2 separate regions of the Homo sapiens genome follow, and region 1 is linked to region 2. The links are chromatin contacts, found by Hi-C or POLR2A ChIA-PET in ENCODE. All regions are on one chromosome and are shown on one strand. The core of a region is the stretch at or near the end of the contact, and the rest is flanking DNA. Distances in the headings are between cores, read along the strand shown. Region 1 overlaps LOC125312414 (a long non-coding RNA gene). Region 2 overlaps LOC125312414 (a long non-coding RNA gene).

Evidence for each region. A loop is a pair of places that touch in the nucleus more often than their neighbours do. ChIA-PET counts read pairs that join two places held with the same protein, here RNA polymerase II (POLR2A). Pooled maps may share reads with other maps.
Region 1: a loop to region 2 is called in a map of prostate gland, with 2.5 times the contacts of the local background. The contact joins two enhancer-like sites. A Hi-C loop is called at or near these places in 3 of 168 maps with a recorded cell type or tissue (Caco-2, prostate gland and sigmoid colon) and 2 of 50 pooled maps. POLR2A ChIA-PET finds 5 or more read pairs at or near these places in 3 of 52 experiments (CD4-positive, alpha-beta T cell, CD4-positive, alpha-beta memory T cell and T-cell).

What each region holds. Positions count from the first base shown.
Region 1 is chr1:168,437,045-168,441,538 of GRCh38, forward strand. The region is part of intron 4 of LOC125312414 (a long non-coding RNA gene); the gene reads right to left. Among named protein-coding and RNA genes, the nearest start is that of MIR557, 64 kb to the left of the region's middle. RefSeq lists a silencer at 2,895-3,044. Within about 2 kb of position 2,892, at least 3 of the 41 ENCODE cell types and tissues checked have a DNase peak (open chromatin) inside an H3K27ac peak, as active enhancers do.
Region 2 is chr1:168,482,611-168,487,347 of GRCh38, forward strand. LOC125312414 (a long non-coding RNA gene) reads right to left here. Exons shown (of 8, transcript NR_176090.1): 2 at 2,963-3,121; 3 at 2,633-2,696. LOC101928565 (a long non-coding RNA gene) reads right to left here. Exons shown (of 5, transcript NR_176057.1): 3 at 2,963-3,121; 4 at 2,633-2,696. Among named protein-coding and RNA genes, the nearest start is that of XCL2, 59 kb to the right of the region's middle. Within about 2 kb of position 2,586, at least 11 of the 41 ENCODE cell types and tissues checked have a DNase peak (open chromatin) inside an H3K27ac peak, as active enhancers do.

The DNA of each region.
Region 1 (4,494 bases), core at 1,642-4,141, 45 kb before region 2:
CTCTGGGTGCCTCAGAAACCCCTGGGAACCTCTTAAAACTACTCATCATCATAGATTCAAATTCAATAGTATAGGATGAGCATCTCTAATTTTAACACACTCTCTAAGTAATTAAGGTAACTGCCAACACTTGACAACTATGGTTCTATAGCAGTGACCTTCACAGTTGCAGCCAACACTTGTGTTCCTGAATAAGCTGAACAGGTATCACACTACTGCTGCATGAGGAAGGAGACACAACTCTAGCCTGAATCACTGGGGACACAGGTGCTGAAATACACTGAGTGTTCAACATGGGCTAGGCACAGATGACCACAGAAAAAACCCCTGGGACTTGCCAAAATTACCCTAAGAGGGTTATAGTTTTATGAAAACAATCAAAATACAGAAATAAAATTTGTGATTACTTATAAAACTTATTTCCAAGGTAGTTGTAACCTGCATAACAAGGAGCTTTATGTCTATCTCAAGGTTGATGGGCAGTCGATGGGTTACTTGTGAGTTACACGTGAGGCCATTTCATGGTTTTTGCAACTCTGGCAAAATTGAGATTGAGATTGTAGACTTGGGATGCAGGAGCTGAGGGTCCTGCTTAAAAACACATTGCTTCATTCCCTGAGCTTCATTCTAGGGCTTGTCCAAGATGCCAATCTAGTTGGCATCAGCATTTTATACATGGCTTTCTTAGCCCATTTAGGGTGTGAATGGGTTCTTCGGTGACATTGGGTGGAGAAAAATAGACCTACCTTCCCTAACTGTCTCCAGGTGGCTCACCTGCTAACCTGCTTCTCAGAAAGACCCCCTTTTTCACCTCCCTGCTCACTACCAGCTGCCTGGCGAATGGACGTCCTCAATGCTTGGTAAGGGAGAAGGTTCTGCTGCCTCAGCACAGGGTGGGTTGGGCATGAGAGTGAGTAATGGAATGTCCCCAAGAAATCCACCCTCCCTGCCAAATGTGCGTGCCAACTTACACCTACGGAGAGTCTGGTTGCCTTTGCTTGTTCATCAGAAGAAAATAAGATGAACCCTGAAGGGAGATGCTGTTGGCAGGACAACCACCATGGCAGGCGTGGACTTCCCACAGGGCCTCTCAGTGCTAGGGGCTGGGGAGAGCAGTGCTGTCCTCAGGCAACCGACCTAGGACCTGCTACAGAAAGCCTCCTCTACTTGCTGGATTTACAACCCCAAGCAATTACTGCAAGTTGGGATAGCACAGGAGTGCAAGAGGCCTTCAGCACAGGCAGCCTGCAAGGAGAATGGAAGGCAAAGGGGTGGATTAATGGAGCCGAAGTCAGCCAGGACAGCAGGACTGGCCCCGTTCTCTAATGAGAGAGGTGGCCCAGATGCCTGTGGACAAAGCTCCGTGGATGGGACCTGGAAGCAGAATGGAAGGCCTGGGTTTTGCTTTATGGCCACCTTTTTTTTGAAGTGAAATGATGAGATCTCTGGACTCTTCTCTTTCTCTCCCCCCGCATCTTTTCAAGGCATCTTTCCTCCTGGTACTCACTGGCACATCCCCCACAGTATTACTCCTTATACTTCAGCTGAGCCCCTGCTACTTTCCTTGAAGATTTTTGTCCTTTATGTTCTATTCTCTTGTCATCAGGTTTGTTTTATGAAATAAATTACCTAATGAATTAAATAACCATCGACCATGGACTTAATTTTTGCTATATACCACTCTGGGGATTAAATGACCTCATTTAATCCTCAAATAAGGATTTTCCTATGAGTAAACACTTTTATTCTGGCCATTTTACAGATGAGGAGGATGAGGCAGACTGGTTATGTGACGGTCTGTGGCTGTGGAGCCTCCTCTGGTGGAAATCGTGGCACTGGTTTTCCTGTCCTTAGGCTGTAAAGTTGCAGCTCCACTCTCAAGTTTCTTTTTTTGGGGGTGGGATGAGAGCAAAGATAAGTAGAGTTCACAATTGAGTATTTTCTTTTGTTTCAGGAGATAATCATTCAGAAAAATCTCAGGAAACTTTGTCAATTGCAAAAACTGTTGTATTTGTTATCTCATCTGTTTGCTGGTAGTGATTAGAAATAAAACTTTTGAAATATTAAGGGCTGATGTAATTTTTTTGGGGGGGTGTTGAACAGGAAAGAAGATACTAAGCGAGAAACCAGAGAGCTTGTGTCCTTTTCAGTCATTCTTGGGGAAACAGGACCCCTAAGAGAGCAGTAGATGATGACAGCTTTAAAAAGACCAGGAGAGTGGATTTGATTTCTGAGGCCCTTGAGAAGAAATAGGGCATGGGGAGCTAAGTCCCCAGATGCTTAACTAGCAGGAAGTCCTCCAAAAGGCTGCAAGAATTAATCAGGTATTGGCCTCCTTTCAAGAGACTTGGGTTCTAATAGGGGAGCTAACATTTGAACATATACAGCTATACTACAAAGGATAATGTGGAAGAGAGAGGGGACTGTAGCTGGGATCATAGTGGGTGAGATCAGCAAAGCAGTAGTGAAGAAAACTCTGTTGCAAAATTTCTACTGCGGGCAAAGAGAAAGAAATCTGAAATGCATAAATTCGATCCAGCCTTTACTTGGCGTGGGAGAAGTCTGTGTTGGGTCTAGAACGGGGCCGCTGTGTGACCTTGAGCATGTCTCTTTACATTCAGATCCTCAGCTGAACGACAAGCCTCTAAGGCTTCCATCTGTTCTAAGCTGGAGGGGAGAAATGAAACTGTAAGAAAGGAGAAGGATGCGTGCTGCAGGGCTTGTCCAGGGTTTTCCTGGGAGAGTCACTGGTTCACAGTGTGACATGGGGTATCGGTACGAATTTCATAGGTGCCATTTTCTCCCCTCGCTGTGGAGAGCGGATCTCTTTAGGCACTGAGCCGCTTAGAACATCACTGCGGTTTTCAAAGAAATATGGTCTTGCAGTCCAGAGACAGGAGGTGGCGCTCTTTCTCCTGAAACAGATTGATGTCTGCAGCTTGGCTTGCAGACTGTGCGGGGGATGCAAACTGAATAAGATCTCTGCAGTCTGAAGGCATCCAAGGAGACCTGGGCAAAATGGCTGGTCAGGACTGCCTGCCAAGTATAACTATTCCCTCACTTGAATGCGCCCTAGAGGCGCCAGCTGTGCTTGGGCTGCAGCACCGACCAAGGTGAACACACACAGCCTCCTTTCCACAATTTTACCGTTAAGTTGCTGCATTTGCAAAGGAAAATCTTCATTGTCACAAATGATGACTGTATCTGTCTGGGCTTTAGATTGTGATAGGGAAGAGCCTCTCCATCTCTTTTGTATGATAAGTATACTTATCACTTATTACATGGGAAGGTGAGCGGTCCAGGGTCCTCCCTGCCATTTTAGGTGAGACAGCATCCCAGGAGAATGAAGAAAAAAAAAAAAAAGGAAAAAAAAAAAAGCAGGATCTGGGAGAATGTCTTACCTGGAGGACCTGGCTTTTACCTGGGAGATGTTGCAACTTCTCAGTGAGGAAAAACCTGACATTAGCTCTCCTTTGAAGACATTAAAGAAAAGCAAAAACAAAACAAAACAAAAACAAACGAACAAACAAGAAAACAAAACCAAACAATTTCATAATGAAGTGAAAAGATCACTGGATTGGAATTCAGGAGTCTAGTAAGGCCACTTACTGGCTGTGAGACTTAGTCAGGTCACTTACCTCTGGTCCTCAGTCTCACTTTGATTTTCAGTAGTTATTGATTACTACTGAAAATCAAAGTGAGAAAATTACTACTATTGATTCAGTAGTTATTGATTAATATCTCTTCCAGCACCACATTACATAGCATGTATATGTGTGTGTGTGTGTGTGTGTGTGTGTGTGTGAGAGAGAGAGAGAGAGAGTGAAGAGAGAGAGAAGAGAGGCAGGCTATCAAATAGAATAGCTTTTGGGGGGAAATTTGTATAAGGCAAGACAGAAACATACATTATTGGGGACTGAGGAAAGCCTTTCACTTTAATTTCCATTTCAATCATTGAAGCTCATAGTGACCATGCCCAGTGAAAAAGCCATGCCATTTTCTTCTTCTGGGAACTGAGATAGATCCCTCAGAAGTATCACAATCAATATATACATATGTACCTATGATCTCCATTCAGTTGCTAGAACGGCTGTGTGCCTTCCATCGAAGCCTCTCTTCTGGCTTCTGAGGTGGGGGGCAACTTCAACAAATCAGGTTCCAATGGGGAGAGAGAGGGAGCTCTTCCTTTGCTCCTGGGGCACTGGAAGCATGTGGTAGAGGTGAGGAGGGAGGAATCATGGTGGGGGCAGGAGGTGGTGTTCCAGGGACATGGGAGGAAACTGCAGTATTGCACTCCTACTTGATGGGCTTGGCCATTCATCAGCCATCACCAGCTGTCAACATGAACTGAGAACCTCCTGTGTGCAGGCTAGGCACTGGGGATGCCTCTGGAACCCCACGCAGTCTTTGCTGTCAAGGAGCTCACTGTCTCATCAAAAGAGAATAGATAGAGTCTGTTTTCCCTTTAGCCTGAACAAGCACATTTAGGCCCTA
Region 2 (4,737 bases), core at 1,336-3,835:
AATGGCCCTACCTATTCTATAAATTTGTGGTAGACATCTGTCATATTTACGCTTACCCGTCATCTTTGAATAACATTTTTAGATTTGAGTAAGTGAACCAATGTCTCACCTCCTTGCAGCTAGGATGCAAACATGTGAATATAATATTTTCAACAAAACAGAACAAAAAAAGTGTTAAGAAATCTTGAGCTTTGGAGCCAGACCATCTTAATTCAAATTTCAACTTTGCCACTGATTGTTCATGTGATCTCAGACTAGTTACATAATTTTATGTGCCTCAGTTCCTTCAGCTATAAAAAGGGATATTCATAGTACCAACCTTTTAGGGTTGTTTTGAGGCTTAAATGAGTTAATGTTTCAAAGAGCTTAGGATAGGCCTAGGCTCTGCCAATCAGACATAAACATGAAACTTTAATTCAAATATGAGACAGCAACTGACTCTGGATCTGTAAAGACATCCAACTTTTACCCTAGTCACAAGATCAAAATGGAATTGGTACTGGTGGGAGGAGTGGCTACAGAATAGTCTAGTTCCAGGGATTTATATGTTGTTTCCCCATTGAATTAGTTCTGTGTGATTTTGGGCATTATTCCTGAAAGCTTCAGTTCTAATCTGTTTTTCCAGCTAGTTCAATAATTCTGAGGGCAAATGTGTCTTTTAAAAACCTCCCCACCATCATTTTCCCTCTAAACTATATAGAGTGGATACAGTGGATTCTGTTGTTCCCAATTAAGAAGTGTGGCTGATATAAATGTGGTATGGTTTCAGGGATGCAAAGAAAGGCCTTTTGGACAATTTTTTATGTCTGGAATTGTAGCATCTGGGAATTTTCTCTAATGCTTTTATGTTGATATGCAAACCCTGGAAGGAAGGTGTCATATACAGAGTTTTTAATTATTTTTGTGTAAAGTGCTTTATTTGGAGCTGGAGTGGGGGCACACTAATTTGGATTCCTGTCTAAGCAGCTTGAGTCTGGAATGAGAAGTGAGATCTGTTCTGATTAATTTTTCTCCTTCCTTGTTCTCCAGAGTTGGGCAACATTACATTGTTTTGTCATCTCACATTTCCAAGGTTGCCTGATAATAACCAGAACTTGTTTTTGCCTTAAAATGTTTCACATTCTTTCCCCTGGGTGACACATAAGATTTACATAATTTCCATATTTGTCTGATTCACTTAGGCTAAATCATTCAGTAGATCCAAGAAATACCTTTGATGTCATGATTTGGAGCATACCCACATCCATCTGAAAAATGTTCAGTGGTCATTGGCAGGTACTGTCAAAAGATGCCAAGAACCTCGTGGAAGAAAATGTAAACATTTCTATACTAGAAGTGAAGCAAGAGCGGCAGCTAGGTTCACTTGAATATGTGTGTAATAGTTGTCATGAGAGGAGGGGTTGAAACTTAAAGAGGATTGTAAAAAATTTAAATGGAAGAGAAAATTTCTGGGTGGGTGGGGAGGGATTGCATAAATTGAGTGCACACCTTTAACCTATTGCAGGGACACCTTGCCAATACTCATAATGCTGCAAGAATCATGATAACAATGTTATTTCTTAAGATTCCATGAGGCAAACTACTATCATCTCTATATTACTCCATGGACACTCAGAATGGGTTATGGTGCCAGTCATTATGACCACTTTCAGGCAGATGAGTCCATCAGGCCTTCTTAGAGTGTTTGCTCTCTGCAAGATGGTGTTACCCCTGTGGATGGGGACAGAGAGACACATGGGCTAGGTAGACATGGTGAGGCACTCAGGCAACCCAGCATATCAGAGAATGGTGTTGGCTAAAGTATGGATGGGGGCAATAGAAATGGGTTGAGGGAGGGCAAAACAAAACACCACAGGTGATGAGAAGGGCCACTAAAAATAACATAAGAGCTTGTTGGAAACAGATTTCACACATGTATTTTACATTTTACTAAGAGGACACCTCTGCTTAAATGTTACAGAGGTCTGTGGCTTTTCTGTTTTTTTTGTTTGTTTGTTTGAATAGAGTATTTCTATGAAACTCTGCTTAAAAATGAGAAGCGCTGGGACCTAGAAATCAGAAGATTACACCTGGGTTCTTAGATTCATTTTTATGATCGGTGTGTCTTCAAGCCTGTTGGTTTACTTGGTTATGTCAAAAAGGTAACATCTGTAAAATGAGAAAGTAACATTCATGTTACTGTTGGTGGATATTTGATTATGAATTATAGACGAGATGATATTAGATAATTATTAATTTTTTAGGTATAATAAGGGAAAATGACATGTTGCTTGCAATTTACTAAGATACTTCAGTTTTTAAAAAAGACAGATGAATAGTGATTTGTTCATATTGTAAGTTTCAGGAGATGAATAACACCATTCTATCTACTTTTCTATCGGTTGGAAATTTTTCTTAATTAAAAGTTAGAAAAGAATACTCATCTTACTTATCTCACAGGATTGTTGTAAGTACCAAACAAGAAAATGGATGGAAAATGTTGTATAAACGGAAAAGCACTAAACAAATATGAGTAGTAGTTTTTTAAATTGTTCTTAAGAATAATACAAAAGATTACTGAGGCTTGAGTAGGCGGTTTTCCCCTCCCAGTGTTAAGGAAGCTGCCAGGAAGTTTGTACTGGGTGGAACTCACCGCAGTGCAGCAAAGCTATGGCCAGACTGCTTCTCTAGATTCCTCCTCACTGGGCAGGGCATCTCTGAAAGAAAGGCAGCAGCCCCAGTCAGGGCCTTGTAGATAAAACTCCCATCTCCCTGGGACAGTGTACCTGGGTTGGTGGGGTGGGGGTGGTGGGGGGCGGCGTGGGGGGGAGCTGTGGGCACAGCTTCAGCAGACTTGAAAGTTCCTGTCTGCTGGCTCTGAAGAGAGCAGTGGATCTCCCAGCACAGCATTCAAGCTCTGCTAAGGGACAGACTGCCTCCTAAAGTGGATCTCTGATCCCCATGCCTCCTGATTGGGAGATACCTCGTACAGGAGAGCTCTGGCTGGCATCAGGCGGGTGCCCCTTTGGGATGAAGCTTCCAGAGGAAGGAGCAGGCAGCAATCTTTGCTGCTCTGCAGCCTCTGCCGGTGATACCCAGGCAAACAGGGTCTGGAGTGGACCTCCAGCAAACTCCAGCAGACCTGAAGAAGAAGGGCCTGACTGTTAGAAGAAAAACTAAGAAACAAAAGCAATAACACCAACATCAACAAAAATGATGCCCACACAAAAACCCTATCTTTTCTTCACAGAATTAGAAAAAAACTACTTTAAATTTCATATGGAACCAAAAAGAGAGCCCTTATAGCCAAGACAATCCTTATCCAAAAAAAATAAATAAATAAAAAAGAAAGCTGGAGTCATCAAGCTACCTGATTTCAAACTATACTACAAGGCAAGAGTAACCAAAACAGCATGATACTGGTACCAAAACAGAGATATAGACCAATGGAACAGAACTGTGGCCTCAGAAATAAAACCACACATCTACAACCATCTGATCTTCGACAAACCTGACAAAAACAATCAATGGGGAAAGGATTCCCTGTTTAATAAATGGTACTGGGAAAACTGGCTAGCCACATGCAGAAAGCAGAAATTGGACCCCTTCCTTACACCTTATACAAAAATTAACTCACGATAGGTTAAAGACTTAAATGTAAAACGCCATAAAAACCCTAGAAGGAAACCTATGCCATACCATTCAGGACATAGGCGTGGGCAAAGACTTCATGACTAAAAGGCCAAAAGCAATTACAGCAAAAGCCAAAATTGACAAATGGGATCTAATTCAACCATAGAGCTTTTGCACAGCAAAACAAACTGTCATTAGAGTGAACAGGCAACCTGCAGAATGGGAGAAAATTTTTGCAATCTATCCATCTGACAAAGGGCTAAGATCCAGGATCTGCAAGGAACTTAAACAAATTTACAAGAAAAAAACAACCCTATCCAAAAGTGGGCAAAGATATGAACAGACACTTCTCAAAAAAAGACATTTATGTGGCCAAAAAACATATGAAGAAAAGCTCATCATCACTGGTCATTAGAGAAATGCAAATCAAAACCACAGTGAGATATCATCTCAAGCCAGTTAGAATGGGGATCATTAAAAAGTCAGGAAACAACAGATGCTGGAGAGGATGTGGATAAATAAGAACACTTTTACACAGTTGGTGGGAGTGTAAATTAGCTTAACCATTGTGGAAGACAGTGTGGCAATTCCTCAACGGTCTAGAACCAGAAATTCCATTTGACCCAGCAATCCCATTACTGGGTTTATACCCAAAAGACTATAAATTATTCTACTATAAAGGCACATGCACATGTGTGTGTATTGCAGCACTATTTACAATAGTAAAGACTTGGAACCAACCCAAATGCCCATCAATGATAGACAGGATAAGGAAAATGTGGCACATATACACCATGGAATAGTATGCAGCCATAAAAAAGAATGAGTTCATGTCCTTTGCAGGGACATGGATGAAGCTGGAAACCATCATTCTCAGCAAACTAACACAGGAACAGAAAACCAAACACCACATATTCTCACTCGTAAGTGGGAGTTGAACAATGAGAACACATGAACACAGGGTGGGGAACATCACACACCAGGGCCTGTTAGGGGGTGGGGAGCTAGGGGAGGGAGAACATTAGGAGAAATACCTAATGCATGCGGGGCTTAAAACCTAGATGATGGGTTGATAGATGCAGCAAACCACCATGGCACGTGTATACCTATGTAACAAAGCTGCAC